2 separate regions of the Homo sapiens genome follow, and region 1 is linked to region 2. A link is a contact called in ENCODE Hi-C or POLR2A ChIA-PET data. All regions are on one chromosome and are shown on one strand. The core of a region is the stretch at or near the end of the contact, and the rest is flanking DNA. Distances in the headings are between cores, read along the strand shown. Region 1 overlaps DGKE (diacylglycerol kinase epsilon). Region 2 has its middle 47 kb from the start of C17orf67.

Region 1 (4,681 bases), core at 1,492-3,991, 81 kb before region 2:
CTGAGCTCTAGCAATCCACCTGCCTTGGCCTCCCACAATTCTGGGATTACAGGTGTAAGCCTCCATACCCAGCCCTGCCCAGCTAATTAAAAAAAAATTTTTTTTTTTTTGTAGACATGGGGTCTTGTTACATTGTCTAGCTGGTCTTGAACTCCTGCTCAAGCAATTCCCCTACTCTGGCCTCCAAAGTTCTGAGATTACAGGTGTTATTCACAGAGGCTGGTCCTTTCAAGGATGTTTAAGTGCTTTCCAGTAGTCACTCATATGTCAAAAGATTGCCGTAAGGATCAGACAACTGGAGGAAACCAGCATGGACTATGTCATTCCCGAGGGTGACTCTGAGCCCTAGGGCAGCTATTGATAAACATCTGACTCTTCTTCCTAGACTATGTCAATAGTGGTAACTGAGAGTAATGCTATGCCATTTGGTCACACTCTCAGCTTGCGGACGGGGTGACTAAAAGTGGGGAACTGTCAAAGCAAAATTAAAATGGAAACTAGGCTTGAAACATTCCTGAGCAAACAAACCAACTAGGCCTTAAAAATAGCCCTAACCTACTTAAACTGTAAACATAAATGAAACTTAACTTGGGTCATTTTTGGTAAATGCTTATGTTAGATACAAAACTTAACCTCAGCCAATCATAAGCAGCCAACTAACATGATCATGAGACTGGGGACTTTCCAAGAAAGTAAGCCAAAAAAGGCAACCAATCAAATCATTTCTTAATTTTGCTTCTGTATGCACTCTATGAATACTTGCCTCTGATGTTGTGTCATTGAAACACTAAATCCTCATTGGGTTTGGGGTTTCCCAAGTCACGAATTGCTTCTTAAGTACATTCTAAAATTTTATTGTGCCTGCTTTTTTTTCTTTTACAATAGTCCATGTGTAATACTTTTAGCTCATCATCTCCAAACTCCTTCCATGAGTAACTTTTTGGTATATGATGTTTCCTTGTACAGGGAATTCCTCAGACAGCCGCATAAGCCCTAGTCCTAGTGCTCAGAACAATGACACGTCTGCCAATATTTAACACTTTTAAAATACTGTTGGTGGTGGTTGTGTTGATGATGAAAGGCAGTGGGGAGGATGGCCTGGGTTCAATCTCTAGCTCCGGGCTATCAATGTATATAACATGGAGCCAATAATGTCTACCTCACAGAAATACAGATTATAAAATAAAAAGTAAAAGCATGTGACACCTAACTGTACAATAAATGTGTGAAGCTGTTTAAGTCCAAACATGGATCATTACATGTAAGATGGCCTATGTGTGAACATCAGCAGCTATCACAGCCACGTTCACATATATGTAAATTATCAAGGGGCATTACGCTTGGCACTGTTTAAAAGAAAGCAGGCAAGTGATCAAGTGAATTTTTATTACAAAAATTTTATAAAAATGGATTTCCAGGTAAAGATGGCAGAATAAAGCAGGACTACAGAATATTCTTCCTCTAATGCCTAATAAAATGAATAAAAGATGTTACATGCCACAGTACATTTTTCAGATCGTTACTGATAAATCAGAAAGCTTTATGAAAATCCAGATGGAAGGAAACACACAGTTCTGCCATGCATATTAAGATGCATTCACTCTCCTGCCCTAATAATTATCATATAACCTTATGGTAGACGATAGTCAATTAGTTGCCAACCAATACTTAAAAATTAGATTTCATATACTCTAAACTTCTGTCTTTTCTAGAAAAATAAATTGTTTACACTAGGCCTGCTTCCCAGGAATCATGTGCTCCAGTTTACCGAAGTCTCTACAACTCTTACCTTCGTTGCTTGCCCAGCTCCTGTAAGCACTTGCAACCCGTAGGTGGGCATTAATTCCCATTCTTACAGAGAAAGAAAATTTGAGGCTCAGGAAGAACAAGTGTTAAGTTACAGTAGTAGAGGCTGGGTTTCCATTCAGGTATTTCAAATAAGTGATACATTTTTCCATACTCTACCAACTGAAAATAAGGTGAATTCACCTTTGATCCCACTTACTGCTCTACTCTGCCAGGAGCCAGTTTATATGCGTGAGAATGAATGTTTCTCCTAACACACGTGTATGATTCTGTGCTCTTAGGCTACAAAAGCCATGCAATATGAATTTTTTATTCTTTCTGTCTAAAAGTATGTGATCAGAACTTGCCACATATATGTTTGCCCTGCTGTAGACCAAGAACCACTTTTTGGGACACTAAGTCAAAGCTGCTTATTGTATCTCATGGTTGTGTCAAAAAACTACACAGTATCATACTTACGTGCTGCACTTTTAATTTTATTAAAAAAGAAGCAAGTATCTTCAACATACCAAATGCTTTCACATTTCTGCCTGCAGGCACTGACCACAAAAATACAGACCCAACACAACAAAAGCAATTAACACAAGATAATTAAGTGGTAGTTACAAGTGGTGGGCAGGGGAAAGTGCAAGAGGCCAGCTGGCTGAGCAAGTGGAGTCATCACATGTGTCCTCAACATTGTGGGTTTAGGGATCCAGTGCAATCAGTTCACTTCTAAGAGGACTGGGGTTGAGGACTCGAGCTAGGCTGCTCTAAACTTGTACAAACAGAATTACAAATCAGAGTGCCAATTTATCTGTAGGGTTTGTTTAAGCAGTTCAGATCTGAAAGACTGCTGGCAGAGCCCTGAACTGGACTGAGAACAAACGTTTTTATGAGCCATCATCATCCACCTCCACAAAGTGCCTGCCTTACTCTAGGGTTTTTCTCAGCCAAATCTACTCATCTGATCAGGATGCCCTCTTGCCTGGACAATGTCAGAGGAACAAGGAAAACAACTGAGCTTTCCAGCTCTTCCTTTTCAACATTCCATGTTAGTCACCAAAAAGTAACACATAATGGAAATTCTCTAGATTACAGCTTATTTCCTGTTTAGTGCATTCTGTGTTGATGTCGTCCTTTAACAGTGAGGTAGCTCAGGGCATCCTTAGAGAGACTGAAGTGTTCTTGGTCTGATATCTGATACCAGCAACACATTTCTTTCTTTTTTTTTTTTTTTGAGATGGAGTCTCACTCTTTGGCCCAGGCCCCACTGCAGTGGCACTATCTCGGCTCGCTGCAAGCTCCGCCTCCCTGCAAGCTCTGCCTCCCGGGTTCACGCCATTCTCCTGCCTCAGCCTCCCGAGTAGCTGGGACTACAGGTGCCCGCCACCATGCCCGGCTAAATTTTTGGATTTTTAGTAGAGGCGGGGTGTCACCGTGTTAGCCAGGATAGTCTCGATCTCCTGACCTCGTGATCCACCTGCCTCAGCCTCCCAAAGTGCTGGGATTACAGGCGTGAGCCACCACGCCCGGCCTTTTTTTTTTTGAGATGGAGTCTTGCTCTGTTGCCCAGGCTGGAGTGCAGTCATGTGATCTCCGCTCACTGCAAGCTCTGCCGCCTGGGTTCGAGCAATTCTCGTGCCTCAGCCTCCTGATTAGCTGGGATTAAAGGCATGTGCCAATGTACCTGGCTAATTTTTTTTGTATTTTTAGTAGAGACGGCGTTTCACCATGTTGACCAGGCTTGTCTCAAACTCCTGACCTCAGGTGATACGCCTCCCTTAGCCCCCCAAGTGCTGGGATTACAGGTGTGAGCCACCGTGCCCAGCCTCAGCAGCACATTTCTATTTATAGTTTCTAGGTGATTTATTTTCTGCAGACTTTCTTGCATATGGTTAAGCCCAATCATTTCATTTAAGTTTTATAAACGTCTGTATTAGAGGATGGCATTTTAAAATTCTTTCCCCAGAACCCTGGAATGTACCTTTCTGGGCTATGCAAGCCTCATGCACTGACTACACAGGGCCACATGGGTAAATATATATGTATTGATGTGTATTTACATATCAAAAATTAAATAGACTATATGCTTAAATTAGAAACACAAAGAACAAAGGCTAAGTTCACTGCTTTACTATTCAATAAAATAGCTTTAAAAACTGTGAAACAGCCAAGTGGCCACATTCTAAACAGCGACGGAGACCTCCAAAATATTCTGTCCACCAAAAAAACACGAAGTTTCTGAATATGTAAAAATTAGTAGAAAATCAATTAGGTGACAAAGTCATTATAGTAGTGGCTTTCAAACCCTTTATAAAAAATAGCAGAATCATTTTAAATGTGGAATTATTTTATCTACTGAGATCTGAAGCAGCACTCAGTATACACAAGTGTGGCTGCATTGACTGCAGTGAGAAGGCAGGCGCCTCCATGGCTCACTGCCCCTTGGAGGCGCACTGCACTAACTCCTGAAGCAACTCCTTGTCCCCCAACACTGCATGGGTCACAGTCCAAAAACTGATTCCACATATGAATCATACCAATTTTTATGTAACAGAGTTCAGACAAATATATCAATTTGGGTATGATACAAATAAGTTTTTCATAGAGTTCTTTTAGAAAAGTGATTTTGAGGGAAGAGGACAGCGGAGTAGAAGAAAAACAATTTTAAGAACATACAATTAATTCAATTTTTCGGCATGGTATCCCACCTAGCAAAAGCCCTAGGTGAATACATGAGGTTCAGACCAGAAGCTTTCAAATTTCAGTATGCTTAAGAATCGCCTGAGGCGCTTGTTAATAAAAACAGAGATTTCTATGTTGCATCTCCAGAGACAGGGAATCATTAAGTTAAGGGTTGGGCTCAGGAATCCATACTTTCAACAGCCTGCCC
Region 2 (5,124 bases), core at 1,458-3,957:
GTAACATTTTCGCAAGTTCCAGGGATTAGGACCTGGACATCTTTGGGGAAGCCATCATTCTGCCTACCCTAGGCAGTTTGTTCAGGTTCATACAGCTGGTGGGTAGAGGACCTGGGATTTGAACCTGGGAAGCCCCTCACTACTATGCCCGCCCTCCCCCCATCCACAAACACTCTGCACTTCTGCCCTAAACCTGATATTCTTATGCCTTGAATGAAGTAGTTTTCTAAACCGAGTTCCTTAAGGGATGAGGATGTGTCTTATTAAGACTCAACTGTACTCCTTACCTAGCTGGGATGTCATCTGAGCACAGGCACCTTCCATGGGCTCTGATATTTAGTGCTAGGAGTTGCCCAGGGTACATGGAACAAGGGTGGACAGAAGGCTCCCTTGTCCACCTCCCCACCTGCCTCTCAGAGTGGTTTACAAGAAGTAGGAGCTGAATCTGTGCATGTGGGACAGACTGCACAGGAACGAGACTAGCACGTCCCAAAAGAGAGAAGGAGGGAAGCAGAATTAAAAATAAATCAGACCCACAGGGAGCCAGGTTCCTGCATCCAGGTAGAGAAGGAAGGGCTTCCTTGAGGCTCTAAGGACCCTGGGTATGGCTCACATATCAGGGGCAAAAACTTCCTTTAAGAACAGAGAGGATTCTTCATCAGTCACATACAGCCTGGTTCTCAGCCTCCTCCCCTTGACACACAAAATGCATGTGTTTACCCAGAACACACTCTCCTGAGGCCCACAGATGACGGGGCTGAAGCGCAGCAATTCACAGTGAGCTTGCTGCAACTTCACACCCCATTTGCCCACCACCAAAGTTTCTCAGAAGGCAGGTGAGTGACAGGAATCTTCAAAGTGGTGGACAGCAGTAATTCATAATCCAGGCTTGGAGCCAGACTACCTGCATTCAAATTCTGGCTCCACCGACTAGCTGTGTGTCCTTGGGCAAGCTGATTAACCTCTTTGGGCCTGAGTTTCCTTACTGTAGAATGGGAATGATTACAGTTCTTAGTTCAAAATGCCATTGTGATAATTAGTTTATTGGGTAAGCTCTCCATGAAACTAGCTATTACTGTTTTTAAAATTCTTGGGCATTATTCTATTAATCAAGACAAATGGTCTGTCTCTGTCTCTCTCTATATTTTTTAAAAAACTATTATTTTGAGAAGAGGTGGAGAGTGTTTGGGAGACCTAGAGTCAAAAGGCCTCCCTACTTGAGAAAGGGTTGCTTTCTTTACAGTATTGCATCTTCCTATCTATGAACCTGGTCTATCTCTCCATTTACTTAGGCCATTTTTATGTCCATCATTAAAATTTTGTAATTTTCTTTGTAAAGATCATATATATGTTTTTAAAACAGCACTAATCCTAGATATATTATGGATCTTTATGAATTATAACTGGAATTTTCTTAAATTTACATTTTCTAGTTGGTTATTCTGGTATGTGTAGGAATAATATTGATTTTTATACGTTGTTCGTATCCAAAAACATCCCTCCTGGGAAGGTTCTATGGTGGAGCAGAAACAACTTTACCAAGAGTACCTCCAGTGGGGCAGCTCATAGGCTTCCGAGCTACTGGCAGAAGCATTCAGTCTTATTGACTAATACATGTGCTTCCTGAAACAGACAGAGACCATTGGCTCCTATGGTCTGGGTTTGGGGTCAGAAAAAATGGGCAGAAGGATTTCCAGAGGGAATTGCATTTCATATTTCATCTAACCAACACTGAGACCCTTGCAAAAAAGTGTGCTTATTCTTCCTAGAGGTTCAAAGAGAAATAAGATCCCAGTTCAAATGAACTTACTGTCTAGTGGTGGAGACAGATATATAAGCAGGTAGCTGCTCTATAGATCAGGGGTTGGTAAACTTTTTCTGTAAAGGGCCTGATAGCAAGTATTTTTATCTTGTGGGCCATGTCATCTCTGTCATACAACTACTTTGCTATTGTATTTGTAAAGCAGCCAAAGACAGTAAGTAAACAGACGGGCATGGCTACTATAGAGAGGGATAAGTAGGGGACAAGAATGGGGTAAATGGTGGACTGGAAAGAAACCTAGTTTTCGAGTAAGACAGATTCTAATTGCAATTTAACCTTCTGCTGAGTGCTGTGATTGGGTGAATCACTTAATTTCTCCAAGTCTACTGCTCCCCTATCTTTATATGGGATAGTCATATTGGTCTCTATGTTGCTGGGAGTATTAAATGGGACAACTGCTAACATTCTATTGAGCACTTGAAATGTACCAACCACCATGCTAATTCCTTCACTGTATTCATTTAATCTTCGCAATAATCCTGTGAGGTAGGTACAATTATTATCCCCATTTTACAGATGTGGGCTCTTGACGTTTCGTGATGGACCCAAAGTCATTAAGTCACAAAATTAGGAAGTGACTTGACCCAGAAGCCACAGTGTTAGCTCTGTGCTGTGCTTCTTCCTCAGGGCCCATAGAAAGTGTCCATCTCAGAGGCTGGCACACGTGAGCTGGCCAAAAAACATTGCAGTAGTTCCCCCATCTGTGGTTTCTCTTTCTGAGGTTTCAGTTACCCAAGGTCAACCACAGTCTGAAAACATTTAATGGAAAATTCCAGAAATAAACAATTCATCAGTTGTAAATTACGCACCGTCCTGAGTAACGTGATGAAATCTCACGCCATCCTGCTGCTTCCTGCCTGGGGCATGAATCACTCCTCTGTGTGTACTACCTGCCCTCTTAGTCAGTTAGTAGCTGGCTCAATTATCAGATTGACTGTCAGGTGGCATTATGGCAGTGCTTGTGTTCAAGGAACCCTTCTTTTACTTAATAATGCCCCCACATTGCAAGAGTAATGATGCTGGCAATTCAGATATGCCAAAGAGAAACCATAATGTGCTACCTTTAAGTGAAAAGGCGAAGGTTTTCAACTTAGTTTAGAAAAAAAAAACGTGTGCTGAGATTGCCAAGATCTGTGGTAAGAACAAATCTTCTATCTGAGAAATTGTGAAGAAGGAAAAATAAATTTGTGCTAGTTTTGCTGTTGCACCTTGAACTGCAAAAGTTAATGGCTACAGTGAAAAATGCTTCGTTAAGATGGAAAAGTTCTAAAACATGTGGGTGGAAGATGTGAACAGAAATGTGGTCGGCAATTGGGTTCAGTACTATGCTTGGTTTCAGACATCCACTGGGGGGTCCTGGCATTCCCCGTGGATAAGGGAGGTGGCTGTTGTTTGCTGGAGCAGTAGCTGAGAGGCACAGACAATTTCAGTGTACTGCATCTCCATGCCTAGCTCATTGCTCTGCGCATAGGTAGCACTCACTAATATTTATTTGTTGAGAGGTGAGTTCTTTCCATGTCCTGCCCCGCCCCACCCCAGCACCGAATTGCAAACATGGTACGATGATAACTCTTTCCCTGAGGCAGGGGGTTAGGGATGGCTCAAGACAAGGCATTACTGGAAGCTTACTTAGCAGGAGGGGTAAGAAGCCGTCTTCCAGGTGGAAAAGGGGAGGAAGGGCATTTCAGTCCGAAGGAAAAGCTCTTTGCAAAGGTGCACTTTTCTATACCACCTGGACTTTGTTCCAAACCCTTACTCCTCCTTCCTCTGGCAGCTTTCTGTCATGGACAGTGCTCTGATGCCAGATGCTGGCTGGCCTTGATTGCTTTTGGCTTCTGGACCTGGTTTCTTGGTTTGTTTGTTCTTTGCTTATTTATTCCCTATGTGTTAGGCACTGCACTAGGTACTGGAGACGACTCCTGAAACTCCCACTTAAACAGAGGCCAGTACGGAAGAACACATTGTATGCTGAATGTTAGGAAGGAGCAGTCAAGATGACCAGGTATGTGGCCATTGACAGGTACCCCACCCAGAGCTGCTTGTCAGGAAAGGCTCTAGGAAGAGGGGGTACCTTCAGTGATTTGTCAAGGAATTAGCTTGACAAAGGAGATGGAGGTGGGGATACAAGGCAGGGAAGGGTGGGGGTAGAAGGAGTGGCACAGGATGGAGGTGGAGAGAGTTGTTGCAGGCAGAGGCAGCAGCAAGTGCAAAGACCCTGAGGTGGGGAAGGAGCAGGTTTGTCCTAGGAGCTTCCAGAAGGTCACCGTGGCCTTCCCTAAAGAGTGAGGGGACAGTGTCTACAATGAGCCTGGGAGGCAGGCAGGGGCCAGGTTTATGGGCCTCACAGACCTTTGTAAGGAATTTGGATGTTATCCCAATGATACAGGGAAACAGATGGGCGTGGAGGCAGGAAGCCACAGTGAGTTCTCTGATTTCAAATCAGAACATGACTCTACTCCCACGATCCAGCAAGTGTCATACAGCCAAGTTACCCTCCCCCAAAACCTGTAAACTCACCGGAGAGCAAATAAGCTCCTGCTTCAGAGGTTCTTCAATTGATTAAAATCGACAAGTTATTTCTTGTGAGGTTCAGTTTTCAGGTGGTTGAAATCTCTCTTTCTCTTTCTAATTACATGTGGGCCCTGCTTTTCCTCCATCCAGGTCATGTCAATATGTGTCTTGTCTTCTCTTGTGGTTTAATGAGTAGCTACAGCTTCTGTTCTCAAAGTGTGTCCCCCAGACAACCTGTTAGACATGCAAACTCTCAGGCCCAACTCAGATCTTCTGTTACCAGAAAGGAGTCTCGACCCAGACCCCAAGAGTGGGTTCTTGGATCTCATGCAAGAAAGAATTTACAGCAAGTTGCAGAGTGCAGTGTAGTGAAGATAGCTTATTAAAGACTGCTCTATTTCAGAGTAGGCTGTCCTCCAAAAGCAAGAGAAGGAACGCCCCTACCTCAAATACAGTGCTTGCTTGTATAGGATAACAGAGCTGAAAATAATGGCCTTATGTGCTTTACTACAAAGGCTCATGACAAGCTTGTGACAGGCTGTTAGTATTGTTATTCTCTTGTGTAACTATTGATTTTTGCAAAAATTTATGAACCTACTATTATCTCTAAAGCAAAACCTATTCTTAAACTAAGAATGCTTTTTGTTCTTAAGATATTGGGACATCAGGAGATTTCCTTAAGTTCTGAGTCCTGTTCCATTAGTAAGCATCATTAATCTGTTCCCTCAGCCATAAACATCTTGTGACTAGGAGTGCATAGCCTCCTGGGATTGTAACCCAGCAGGTCTGAC

Evidence for each region. Hi-C counts contacts between places; a loop is a spot of excess contacts on that map. ChIA-PET counts read pairs that join two places held with the same protein, here RNA polymerase II (POLR2A). Pooled maps may share reads with other maps.
Region 1: a loop to region 2 is called in a map with no recorded cell type, with 11 times the contacts of the local background. The contact joins two enhancer-like sites. A Hi-C loop is called at or near these places in 1 of 168 maps with a recorded cell type or tissue (endothelial cell of hepatic sinusoid), 1 of 37 single-sample maps with no recorded cell type and 7 of 50 pooled maps. POLR2A ChIA-PET finds 5 or more read pairs at or near these places in 1 of 52 experiments (T-cell).

Annotation. Positions count from the first base shown.
Region 1 is chr17:56,866,256-56,870,936 of GRCh38, reverse strand. DGKE (diacylglycerol kinase epsilon) reads right to left here. Exons shown (of 12, transcript NM_003647.3): 12 at 1,370-4,681. All of the region lies in intron 1 of LOC124904037 (a long non-coding RNA gene), which reads left to right. Among named protein-coding and RNA genes, the nearest start is that of MIR3614, 23 kb to the left of the region's middle. Within about 2 kb of position 2,741, at least 2 of the 41 ENCODE cell types and tissues checked have a DNase peak (open chromatin) inside an H3K27ac peak, as active enhancers do.
Region 2 is chr17:56,784,699-56,789,822 of GRCh38, reverse strand. No RefSeq gene overlaps it. Among named protein-coding and RNA genes, the nearest start is that of C17orf67, 47 kb to the left of the region's middle. RefSeq lists enhancers at 2,577-2,636, 2,135-3,334. Within about 2 kb of position 2,707, at least 5 of the 41 ENCODE cell types and tissues checked have a DNase peak (open chromatin) inside an H3K27ac peak, as active enhancers do.